Regions from separate parts of the Mus musculus genome. Here region 1 is linked to region 2. A link is a contact called in ENCODE Hi-C or POLR2A ChIA-PET data. All regions are on one chromosome and are shown on one strand. The core of a region is the stretch at or near the end of the contact, and the rest is flanking DNA. Distances in the headings are between cores, read along the strand shown.

Region 1 (6,715 bases), core at 2,045-4,544, 36 kb before region 2:
GTGAGCTGCCATGTTCAGTCTAAAACTTACTTTTATTTATCTGAACAGATCATATTCATTCAGGAAAACTGAGAAACAACTCCTACAAGTAACAGAGGCTCCAAGGGAGAATACCTTCATATTCTTTTTTAAAATTACTTTTTGTTTGTTGGTTTATTTGGAGATACGGTTTCACTGTGCAGGCCGGGCTGTCCTGGAACTATAATAGATCAGGCTGGCCTTGAACTCAGAGGTCCACTTGCCTCTGCCTCGCATTGGTGGGGTTAAAGGTGTCAGCCACCACTGCCCAGCTTTAAAAAGTACTTTCCACCGGGCGGTGGTGGCGCACACCTTTGATCCCAGCACTTGGGAGGCAGAGGCAGGCGGATTTCTGAGTTCAAGGCCAGCCTGGTCTACAGAGTGAGTTCCAGGACAGCCAGGGCTATACAGAGAAACCCTGTCTCGAAAAATAAATAAATAAACAAACAAACAAACAAAAAATACTTTCCACAAAAATATTGTTATTTTACCATTGTGTGTATGTGTGCCATGGCCCAGGGGTCAGAGGCTATTTTAGGGAGCTGGTTCTTTTTCTAATGTAGAATATGGAGGCTGAACTCAGGTAATCAGACTTGTGCTAAAGGCCCAAGCACTTTCACCCACAGAGCACGTCACTTGCTACATACTTTTCGATTAAGCAAGTCTTACTCCTTTTTCTTTGCATATGCGTGAAGGGTATGCACAAATGAGCAGACAGATGAGCAATGCCCTTGCTGGAGGACATTGGCTGTCCAGGTCTAGCACTATTGCTTTTATTCCCTTGAGACAGAGTCTCTCACTGAACCTGGAGCCAGCAAGGCCCTAGGACCCTCCCGTCTCTGAGCTTCGTAGTTACAGGACCCAGGGGAAGCGAGCCTGGCCTTGTACATGCATACGGATCTGATACTGGGCCTCACGCTTGCGCAGACATCTTCCCACCCCTCATATTTCCTATCTCTAAACGGTTCTTCCACAAAATCTTACAGACCTGTGAAATCTCGACATCTCCAATTCTGAACACTTCATCAGTCAGAGTAGCAGAAAGCAGCTGGGATATGGTACAGGGCACAATATGCTGGGCTCGGACTCTCTGAAAAGAAAAAGTACGCACAGTCAACCCAAGAGAGTAACAATCACTCATTTAATATTTCCATGTGCCAAGCACTTGAATATACCACACTCCTGGAATTGCAAAACCAAGTTCTCCTTACTTTAAAAAGAGACAGAAAACAGGGCCAGAAAGTTAACATTTGTTTCATCTTCCTCTCCCTCCTAAGTGCTAGGATTCAGAGTGTGTGCTACTATACACGGCGAATGCCACACTTTTGAATTCAAGCCCACAGGGATCTGATGCTAGACCTCCAGGTGAATATATGTTTGTATCCTATTGTGGGTTCACAAAGAAAAGGTCAGACTAGAGTCAGGACAACATAGGATAGCCTGTCTTTAGAACGCATCCCAGGTGGGGGCTGGTGAGATGGCTCAGTGGGTAAGAGCACCCGACTGCTCTTCCGAAGGTCCGGAGTTCAAATCCCAGCAACCACATGGTGGCTCACAACCATCTGTAACAAGATCTGATGCCCTCTTCTGGAGTGTCTGAAGACAGCTGCAGTGAACTTACATATAATAAATAAATAAATCTTAAAAAAAAAAAAAAAAAAAAAAAAAAAAGAACGCATCCCAGGGCTAGGCAGTGGTGGCAAATGGTTTTAATCTCAGCACCCAGGAGGCAGAGGCAGGTGGACTTCTTGAGTTCAAGGCCAGCCTGGTCTATAGAGTGAGTTCCAGGACAGCCAAGGATACACACACACACACACACACACACACACACACACACACAGACACCCAAAACAAAACAACAACAAGAAAACAACTGTCTCAGAGAGGTAGGGGTAGAAAGAGCACATCCCAGACATAGCAAGAGCAGTGTTCAGGACACCACGGAGACAACAGGGCCTTGTGAAAAGGCTTGAGAAATGACAAGCAGAAAAAGGACTACGAAGATGCTCTAGGTTTCTTGATAAAATGGAAGAAGTTAGAAGTATAGCTTCTTTTAGGAGATATTCTGGCAACCAGATGGCAGTCTCTGCAGAAAACCTGGTGAGTTTCGTCAAGCTGCTCATCTTTGGGCATCTTAACAGGAGAGTCAGATGGAGTGGGCAGAGGAGCATCTAGCAAAGACACTTGCCTCTCAAGCCACCTACGAGCAATGTAGTTTGTTTGTTTTTTAAGAAAGGATCTTTTTGGGCTGGAGAGATGGCTCAGCGGTTAAGAGCACTGACTGCTCTTCCAGAGGTCCTGAGTTCAATTCCCAGCAACCATACGGTGGCTCACAACCATCTGTAGTGGTATCTGATGCCCTCTTCTGGTGTGTCTGAAGACAACTACAGTGTACAGGCAGGTGGATCTCTGAGTTCCAGGCCAGCCAGAGCTACAAACACCTCCAAAACACTTGGTCATACAATGAATATGTACGAGGCAGAAAAAGCCCAGCAGATTAAGGCTTAGCGTGTCCTTCCTGTCAGTTACCAACAGGAAACAACCCCAAACCTGTTCTGAACACAGTGGACTCTTGTTCTTCAGGGATTTTTGTGCCCTGGGGACAGCGATATTAAACTCTACTAAAGCATACTTTCGAGTGGTAGGGCCAGGAAAATGGAGGCCGGGCGAACCACTGCAGGCTTGCCAAACAATAAAATAATAAAAACCCTGTTCCCCACTTGACCATACAAAAGACAAGGTAGGTAACGGACAGCTTCTGACACCTTGGGGTGTGCCACCCTCCCGCACGAAAACACGTTCCCTCCTGGCCAGGACACAAATGAGAACGGAGCCGTCAGTCTACGTACCGATTTCTTCTCCGCCTGCGACGGTGTGGGCGACCCGAAGCCACCGGGGGACTGCGTGTAGCCGCCTGCTCCGCCATAGGTGGAGCTGCTGAAGCTTTCGAATCCGCCTGCGGGGAACGACCGTCGTCAGAGTCTGCGCTGCGCTCCCCATCTCTATACCTGGCGACCGCTGTCCCCACCGCCCCAGCCGCGACAATCCCCCTGCCACCCCGCGAACGCCGCCGAGCCCGCCTCGGGCCTCTCGCTCCGTCCCGGCCTTCCTGCGCCAGACTCGCCCACTCCCAACACCCTCGCGTGACTCTCCCCACGCCCGCCATTACTATTCCACATCCTGGTCGCAGTTCTCCGGAGAGAGCGGCCCAAGACGCTCGGACACGAAAACTAAGAACACTTGGGAACTCTGTGCCGCTCTGGCGTGGCAGCCTTCTGGCTACTTTGCACTGGCGCCACAAACTCCTTCCCGCGAAGGGACAGCCAATCAGCGCCCTGGACACATTTACCTTCAGCCAATCAGAACTCATGAGTCCCCTCCTTTTTTTTTCGGTATCAAGGCCAAGCTTAGGAAAAACACCCGGCCCCAAGAAGGAATGGAAGCATGCGCGGCCATCTTTACTGAGGGCAAATTTCCGATAGGACAGTATTCAAGAAAACAACCAATCAAAACGATACTTCCGGGGCCATCCTCAAGCATTCTTCACACACACCCCATCTCCGTCGCATGCAACCCTACATCACTTCCGCCGCTCGCTAGCCCCCTTTTCCCGCCAAACTGCTAGTTTTCTGCTCTTCCAGAACTCCCGAGTTCAATTCCCAGCAACCACATGGTGGATCACAACCATCTATAATGGGATCTGCTGTCCTCTTCTGGTGTGTCTGAAGATAGTGATATTGTATTCATAAATAAATACCTGCGTGATGGTGGAAGGAGAGGCTCAACTGTTAATCCCACTGAAGATGAGTAGAAATGATTAAACAATTTTTGGTCAAATTAAGCAAGCTTAATTTTGTCAGAGATGGCTATCTCGCTAAACTGGGGTTTTGAGAAAACAGCATCGCCGGGCAGTGGTGGCACAGACCTTTAATCCCAGCATTTAGGAGGCAGAGGCAGGAGGATTTCTGAGTTCGAGGCCAGCCTGGTCTACAGAGTGAGTTCCAGGACAGCCAAGGCTACACAGAGAAACCCTGTCTCGAAAAAACAAAACAAATACAAAATGAGAAAACAGCATCGAACACAAGAGGTGAGGTTTATATAACCCCCAAAACTGCAAGAATATGGACATTTTCAAGGGTTATGTAGGCACTTGGTCGAACATTTCAGCATTATTTGGCAGAACGTCTATCAGACTGAAATCAGGGTATAGGGTGTGGAACCTGTCGAAATTCAGAAAGTTGGTCAAGACCTGGTCAAATTAAGTTTTATAGAAAAGAGGAATGGACTTATTTTGGTAGTATGATAAGATGGCTTCAGAACTTAAGGTGGAGTCAGGCTGCTCCATCACAACTCCTACAAGTTGTCCTCTACACACACACACACAAGCACACACTCCAGCACACATGTTCATACGCACACACAGGCTTGTATCCAGGGCATAGATAACATGTTCATGTTTTCAAAGAAAGAAACCCTACCTGGGGGAGGGGTTGGCACACGCCTTTAACCCCAACACTTGGGAGGTGGAGGCAGGTGGATCTCTGTGAATTTGAGGCCAGCTTGGTCTACAGTGTGAGTTCTAGGACAGTCAAGGCTGCACAGGGAAACCCTGTCTTGAAGAAAAAAAAAAGAAAACAAACAAAAGAAACCTCATGGCCATACATGGCCACAGTTAAAAAGATCCAAAGATGTCCTGCTGTCTTGCCCCCAGTTTTGTCTCCCTCTCAGTCTCCCGTGATTTCAACCAGTCATTATATGAGTCATACACCTTCGTCTAAAAGCTGATCGAGCACTAGAGCATGTGTTTAGTTTTCTAGAAAGTATGTGGGTACGTGCACATGAGTTTAGGTGCCTCCAAAGCCAGAGGAGGTCTTGGGGGGTCCCTAAATGTGTTATAGGCAGCTGTCCCTTGGCCGTGTCCGTGTCCATTCTGTAATGCTAACTCAGGTGATCAGCAAGAGCAACATGCCCTCTTAACCCCTGAGCCATCCCCGCAGTCCTGTGTGCTCAGTTGTTTAATGGTCATTGGGTAGAGCACATGAGGGGCAAGCCTGCCGACCTGAGCTCTAAACCCTGAACACACAAAAGGCCAAACGCAATGGCACATCTGCAATCCCAGCACTCCTGTGGCAAGGAGGACGCTCCTGTGGAGGAGGCCTCAAGTACCAGCTCCTGAGAGTTGTCCTTTGTCTTCCAAGTGTGCACCATGTCTCACACATTTGACAAAGGTTATTTCAAACCATTAAATGTGTGTAGGTGGGTATAGGTGTGTGTGTGCATGTGTGCATAGGTGTAAGTATATGTGCATATGTGTGTAGGGGTGTGTATATATGTATATATATGTGTATGCATGTATGTGTATATGTGTTTATCTGTGTGTGGTTATAGTGGCATTTGTATAAGTGTATGTGTGTATAGGTGTAGTGTATGTATATATCTATATGTATGTGGTATATATTGTATATGCATATGCATGTTTGTGTATATATGTATTTTGTGTATGCATGTACATGTGTGTATATGTAGGTGTACTGGTGTGTGTTTGTGTATATATATGTACATGCGTGCATTTGTGTGTGTATATGTGTACATGTATGTATGTGCTATGTATGTAAGTATTATGTATATGTGCATGTGTATTGTGGCTGTAGTTTAGTAGAAGATCATTTGTCTAGTATGGGCTTGGGCTTGGGCCAAGATCAGAATTTCTGAGGTTCCTTTTTCCTTCTTTTGTTACAGGCTCCCTGTACTGCCCAGGCTGGCTTTTAACTTTCTTTTACTTACTTTTATCCGTGCTTCTGTGTGTGAGTGCATGCTATGTATGTGTGGATACCTAAGCTTTCCAGAAGAGGGCGTCAGGTCCCCTGCACCTGGAACCATCTGACATGGTGGGTGATGGAAACTGAACTCGGGTCCTCTGGATGACTGTCAAGATTTATTTTAAAATTTAAAAAAAAAAAAAGATTTAAAAGATTTATTTCTATATATGAGTGCTTTATTTGCACATACGCCTTCATGACAGAAGAGGGCATCAGACACAATTATAGATGGTTGTGAGCCACCATGTGATGCTGAGAATTGAACTCGGGATGCCTGGAAGAGCAGACAGTGTTCTTAACTGCTGAGCCAACTCTCCAGCCCCAGTAAGCTTTCTTAACCACAGCCATTCTCCAGGCCCTGCTCTCATCTTCTTGGGTAGCTGGGATTACAAACCTGTACTATTGCTGTTTGCCCTGTAACCTTTCACACTGTGGGCTCATTAAGGAGATGCCATCTTCGAAACCCCTGCTTAGATAGAATATATACATATCTTGGTATAAGCTGAACGTCCTAAATTTAACCATTGGCTAGTTATTTTTAGTAAGGCGTGTTGGTGCAGACCTATCCTGGCAACACTTCCTGAGGTTGGAGGCTCTTGAGTTTGAAGTCAGCTTACAGAATCCCCCAATAAAAAGAGAGATTTGCCACCTAGAGACTGCCACACCCGGGGATCCATCCCATAATCAGCCTCCAAATGCTGACACCATTGCATACGCCAGCAAGATTTTGCTGAAAGGACCCTGATATAGCTGTCTCTTGTGAGGCTATGCCAGTGCCTGGCAAACACAGAAATGGATGCTCACAGTCAGCTATTGGATGGAACACAGGGCCCCCAATGAAGGAGCTAGAGAAAGTACCCAAAGAGCTAAAGGGGTCT
Region 2 (6,494 bases), core at 2,466-4,965:
GGTGGGGGTGGGGGTGGGAAGTGGCTTAGTGTTCCTGTGGGAGAGCAGGGAGACCAGGTGACCCCAGAGGGCAGGAGCCAAGGGTGGAAGGCACCGGGCCAGGTCAAGGTCTGGATCTGAAGAGCAGGGGACAGAAGTGCAAACTGTTCTGAGTCACAGTTTCACAAAATCACCTTGTCTGCTGGGCAAAGAGCAGACTGCTGTGACCAAGGTCTGGAGTGAGGACACCTGCTGGAGAGGGTGGTGGCTGGGCCAGGCTGCTGAGAAGCATCTGAGTCTGAAGATGGTTCAGAGGCGGAGGAGCCAGCATGTGTTGGCAGATGCTTGGTGCATCCTTTCTTTATATATATATATTAGGTATCTTCAGGCACACCAGAAGATGGTAACAAATCCCATTACAGATGGTTGTGAGCCACCATGTGGTTGCTGGGAATTGAACTCAGGATCTCTGGAAGAGCAGTCAGTGCTCTTAATCGCTGAGCCATCTCCCCAGCCCTCTTTTTAAATTTTTTAATGGCTATTTATTTAATGTGCATTGGTGTTTTGCCCAATGCACATTAAATAAATAACCTGTGTGTAATATGTCTGTGTGAGGGTGTAGGATCCCCAGGAACTGGAGTTACAGACAGTTGTGAGCTGCCATGTGGGTGATGGGAATTGAGCCAGCTCTTTACTGTTTGTTATTGCTGAGTCATCTCTCCAGCCCTGATACATCCTTTCTGCCTCAGTCTCCTGAGTGCTGGGATTGCAGCTATGAGCCACAGTGCCCTGCTTGGTCTGGGGGATGAGGGTGGGGGTGGGGAGAGCGAGCTAGGATATAAACTAGGTTCCTCAGAGTTGTGCAGAAGTGCCCATGGGTGGGGTGGCTCAGTGGTTAACAGTATACACTGCTCTTGTAGATCACTTAAGTTCCGTCCCTAGCACCCACATCAGGCGGCTCACAACTGCCTGTAGGGCCAGTTCCAGAGACTCTGACAGCTTCCTCTGGCCTCTGTGGGTACCTGCACACGTGTGCATATCCGCTGCCTCACAAAATTAAAAATTAAATTGTACTTAGGTCCTGGTTCTTCCTCCCAGCCCCTTGCTCCCAGAAACTCAGACTCAAGATATATTTACAAATGCCTTGCCTGTAGAGCTAGGCTCTTCTCTGACTAGATATGATTTAAATTAACCCATTTATTTTAATCAACATTCTGCCACATGGCTGGTTACCTGTGCTCAGGTACCATGTGATCTTCCTTGGTCAAACCTCTCCCGCTTGTCTTTATCCCAGAATTCTTTCTGCCTCCTGGATGTCCCACCTTCTACTCTACCCTCTCCTATAGGCCATAGGTCTTCTAATTGACAGGTGATACATCCATACAATATACAGCATATTCTCTCTACATAAAGTAAATCTTTTAAAAAGTACTCTTAAACACAAAGCCATGTCTTCTGCTCCCGTCTGAGGAATGGAAGAAAGAAAGAAAGAAAGAAAGAAAGAAAGAAAGAAAGAAAGAAAGAGAAAACTGGTGTGTGTGTGTGTGACTTGACAAGGTTAGTTCTTGCCTTCTATCTGTCATGCCTTCCACTGTGTGGATTTTAGGGATCCATCTTGTTGGCCCCAGGCCTGAGGATTTGTAAGAGTCTAGCCTATTGTCTACACGCTCGATTCACTGCTTTCTCTGTACCCTGGAAAGTCACAGGACTGAGGGGACTTAGTGCAACAATGCCATGTGCCTGGCACATGCAGGTCCCACCCATTCACCCAGCTCCTCTTACCGGCCTGTCTGAAGGCACTGCTGAGTCTTTGAACGGGAAACCTTTATCAGCTACAATTTCATAACATCCGCCAGCCAGGCAACCCCCACCCCCACCCCGCTGCCGCCTCCCCCACCTTCCCACCTCCTCCACCACCATTTTTATTCCCCTTCACTCTGTGAAGATTTCCTGAGCATTAGAGCGTCTGTGAAGAGCGCGTGGTGCCTACCAGTTTGGCAGAACAGGAAACTCATACCCGTAGTGAGGTGAACATTCTGCGTCCTAATCCCGCCCTGCCCCTGAAAGCTCGCAGACCCCGAGAAGGCAACATTACTTTTGCAATGCTGTGATTGCTATACCAACCTGTGAAGGCCTGGCAGTTAATGGTGCCGAAGCACTGTGGCAATGTATCAGGAGCCCCTCATATCGCCACTGGGCAGGATCCAGAACCAGGTTCAAAGGTTTCCTTTTGCCAGCTGGAATCCACTACCTAAAAATGCTACAGTGGTTGGGAAACAAACATTCAAAATGAAGGGAGGGGGGGCGGGGGGGCACTTCAGATTCAAACCATAACGACCTCTTTAAGGCCTCCATGTCTTCACCAGGAAAATGGGGGTTCAGATGCAGTCACCTCATTGGAACCAAGCTCAGGGTAACAAACAGCGGCTGTTTGATCGATTTAGAGCGCCTGGGGAGAAGTTGGGTTGTGGGCAGAACGAATCAACTGCTCGTTGCTGACATACCCTGCGCCTCTAATCCAGGACTTGGTGACTTACTTCTTGAACCTGAGGCAGGCGAATGTACAAGAGACCCCACGGTGGGAGCAGGAGTACCGCCTGACGGAGGCCTACCAGGTGCCGGATGCCAGCGTCAGCTCCATGCACACGGCGCTGACCCGCATTGCCAGTGAGCCTCACATCCTGCAACGTTATTACGTCTATAACTCGGTCAGCTACAACCATTTGACCTGTGAGGACAGCTGCCGCATCGAGCACGTTTGTGCTATACAACACGTGGCTTTCAACACTTATGCTACCTGCTTGCATGGTCTTGGTGCCAAGCTGGTGCCTGGTTTCCTGCTCATACTGACTCTGCTGCCAAGCCTGCACGTACTGGAGGTGTTATGACTGTAGGCACTGCCAGCCCACCCACTGACTTGGTTCATCTTTCTCCTGGTAAAATTGGGCAACGTTACCCAATGGAGAGAGATGAACTTTTGCCATCAGTCTCCCCCCGCGGAGAGTAAAGTGGGATGGGACACCTGGATTCACCAGAGAGGGCGCTAAGAAGCACAATTTCTTCCAAGTTTCATGTTTTATCCACAAAACTTGTTTGCGGTACATGTCTTGGTGCATTATTCGCTTTAATACAAACATATCAAACCACCATGAACTTGATCACCACAGTGAAGTGAGCCGACGGGAAGATGGGCCTTGGAGATTCTGTGCTTTCGATGTAGTCCCTGCTCAAGGTCTGAACTGGGAACGTACGTGGTGTGCAAAACCCCTTAGTACTTTTAAATAAAAGACTTTTTTGATTTGGTTTTGCAACAGTGCAACCGTGAGGGATCACAGCTGCGGCCGGTAACTCTAAGGCTCTAGTCTTTCTTAATAGCCACTCTTGTTTCCTTGAGACTCAAAAGCAGAATTCAAGCCGGGGGTGGTGGAATCCCAGCACTTGGGAGGCAGAGGCAGGCGGATTTCTGAGTTCGAGGCCAGCCTGGTCTACAGAGTGAGTTTCAGGACAGCCAGGGCTATTCAGAGAAACCCTGTCTCGCAAAACAAAAACAAAAAACAAACAAAAAAGAAAAACAAAACAAAAAGCAGAATCCAAACCAGTAGAGGCCTAGCTCTGCACAGGGCAGGCTGGGGGCGGGGTCTGGGCGGTGGGGCCAGTGTAGGGGCGGGGCCGCGGGCTCGCTCCACCCCGGACGGGGCGAGATGGGGAAGTTCCGCCCAGCAGCCCAGCCTCCCGGACGACTGCCCCGCCCCCTTCCTGCCGGACTAGCGGGGCGGGAGGGCAGGTCCGCGGTTGTGTGGTTGCTTGGAGAGGATCATGCCTCTGTCCGTGCACCACCATGTGGCCTTAGACGTGGTCGTAGGCCTGGTGAGTATCTTGTCTTTCCTGCTGGATCTGGTCGCTGACCTGTGGGCCGTTGTCCAGTACGTGCTCCTTGGCCGTTATCTGTGGGCCGCGCTGGTACTGGTCCTGCTGGGCCAAGCTTCGGTGCTGCTGCAGCTCTTCAGCTGGCTCTGGCTGACAGCTGATCCCACCGAGCTGCACCATTCGCAGCTCTCGCGTCCTTTCCTGGCTCTGCTGCACCTGCTGCAGCTCGGCTACCTGTATAGGTGAGTGCCCGGCCCTTTGAAAAAGTGGGTTGACAGCCATCAGAACCAGTTCAGTCTTCTTTCCTTGGGCGGAGATGAAAACACAGGGCCAGGAACAGAGGAAGGGAACATCAGGGTCTTGGAGTCAGAGATGCCCCTCACCTTTCTTGTTCATTTCTGTCTTCTGCGAACGTTTGCTTCCCCGTCAAGGACTGAAGAGGGTCCGGCTTGACTCATCCGTGTCCCCGGAGTCAGCCAGGAGTAGACATAGACTGGTTCTTGGAAAATATATGTGGATGGTGTGTGCTTTTCTCAACTGGGAAGGACCCAGGGTCAGTCTAAAGTGAGGACAGTGAGACAGACAATCCCTGGCGCAAGTGCTGGCCTGAGAACTTTTTCTTCCCCGCCTCTCCCCCGCCCCCAAACTGTGACTAGTCCCTTGGGTTGTTAGATAGGAGAAAGCGAAATCAAGGGCTCAGAATCTTGTGATGAAGGCAGGGCTTCATGGTGTGGGTGAGGCTGGGCTAGGGTGGCCGGATCCGGAATCTTGTGGAAGTCTCAGATCTTGGGAAAGCTGTATATAGTCTCCAGCTTGCGGGGAGGGACCTCTTGAATGTTTGCATTTTGCCTGAACAATTGTATCATCTTGAGTACAGCTCAGATGACTGCGAAGGAGAGTTATTACAGGCAGGCCCCAAGAGAAGAAGGTGTTGGATCCCTTGGAGTTACAGGCGAGGCACCTCATGTGGTGCTGGGAGCCAAACTCTGGTCCTCCACAAGAGCAGTGGATGCGATTAACAGCTAAGCCCTCTCTCAGGCCCCTCCTGTTTACTTCTTAATTCCATCTCCCATCTCTGAAATGGGGCTCTTGTGAGTAGGTAGGACAGGGTTGTGATGCGCCTGGGATCGTACCTGACCAGCAAGAGTAGAAGTTGAGTTTGCCCCACTTTACGGACGAGGAAGCAAGTTCCATGAGGTTAGTTAGGTGGCTTGCTCCAGGTTCCGTAGCTTTTAAGTGACAAGCTAGGATTGAAGTCTGCCTCTGTGCACTCAGCTGTAGGAGATGGACGACGTCACAGAAGGTTGACCTGGCCCTCCGGGCACCTGTGTGTCCTGCCTAGGTGTTTGCACGGAATGCATCAAGGGCTGTCCATGTGCTACCAGGAGATGCCATCCGAGTGTGACCTGGCCTACGCAGACTTTCTCTCCCTGGACATCAGCATGCTGAAGCTTTTCGAGAGCTTCCTGGAGGCGACGCCACAGCTCACACTGGTGCTGGCAATTGTATTGCAGAATGGCCAGGCGGAATACTACCAGTGTGAGTGCTGGGCCCAGGGCTGTCACTTTTGCCGACTCTTCTCTCCTCTGCAGGTGTTCTCACTCTTAGGGGGAAAAAAAAAAAAAAAAGAGGGTGCCTGAGTGATAGGCAGCTGGTCTGGATTCAAGCTGCATGAGCTTGGAACAGTGACTCAAACCATCATTCGTTGGTTCTCATCCGAGCACTGGGCGGAATAAATGTGTCTATCCTTGGGAGTTAGGGGAAGATGAAATGTGGGGAATTGCATGCATATAAAGTACAGGGTCTTGTGTGCATGTGTATATGTACAAGTTTGTGTGCATTTTCAGGTACATGCAGAAACCAGAGGTCAGTGTCAGGTGTATTTCTCAATTGCTTTCCATTTCTTATTTTATTTATTAAGGAGGAATTTTCTTTTTTCTTTTCTTTTCTTTTCTTTTCTTTTCTTTTCTTTTCTTTTTTCTTTTCTTTTCTTTCTTTCTTTCTTTGTTTGTTTCTCTTTCTCTCTTTCTTTCTTTCTTTTTTATTTTTTGAGACAGGGTTTCTTTGTATAGCTCTGGCTGTCCTGGAACTCACTCTGTAGCCCAGGCTGGCCTCAAACTCAGAAATCTGCCTGCCTCTGCCTCCCAAGTGCTGGGATTAAAGGCGTGTGCCACCACGCCTGGCAGGACAGCTGTTTCTAAACATTTATGCTTAGACCAGGGGTCTCTGTCATCCCCATGGGACTGAGGCAATGGCGTCCTTGACATGGTTGTGCATGCGTCGGTAATACACATCCACTCAAGACATCATTTGATCCCCACAGAGTGCCTTCATATACTCATTTCTTCTTTGTCACTCTGCTGGGGACGCAGCTGTGAACAAGATCTACAGATCCTCCACCCAGCCAGTAGCCTTAAAACAAATAGTTACACTAGGTGTACCAATTGACCAGAAGAGGCAGGTGGCAGGGCCCCCTAAACCCTCAGAGGAATCTTACAGTGAGAAGCCTTGGGAGAGACTTCCTCAAGGCCACGGGCCCAGCCTGAGCCTAAGCAACGGTCTGCCTCACACCTTATTGAAAGCCCAGGCCACCCCTTTCTGTTGCCCATCACTTCATTCCTCATTCTGCAGTGGCTCTCCAAGGAACC

The links. Hi-C counts contacts between places; a loop is a spot of excess contacts on that map. ChIA-PET counts read pairs that join two places held with the same protein, here RNA polymerase II (POLR2A).
Region 1: a map of heart shows a loop between it and region 2 (3-fold over the local background). The contact joins the promoter of Rpa2 here to the promoter of Xkr8 in region 2. A Hi-C loop is called at or near these places in 2 of 37 maps with a recorded cell type or tissue (heart and v-Abl transformed pro-B cells). POLR2A ChIA-PET finds 5 or more read pairs at or near these places in 4 of 5 experiments (Patski and embryonic stem cell).

The regions. Positions count from the first base shown.
Region 1 is chr4:132,764,939-132,771,653 of GRCm38, reverse strand. Rpa2 (replication protein A2) reads right to left here and starts at 3,294. Exons shown (of 9, transcript NM_011284.3): 1 at 3,188-3,294; 2 at 2,868-2,974; 3 at 1,007-1,108. The coding sequence starts at 3,197.
Region 2 is chr4:132,729,767-132,736,260 of GRCm38, reverse strand. Xkr8 (X-linked Kx blood group related 8) reads left to right here and starts at 3,715. Exons shown (of 3, transcript NM_201368.1): 1 at 3,715-4,088; 2 at 5,189-5,385. The coding sequence starts at 3,796. Smpdl3b (sphingomyelin phosphodiesterase, acid-like 3B) reads left to right here. Exons shown (of 8, transcript NM_133888.2): 8 at 2,502-3,295. The coding sequence ends at 2,867.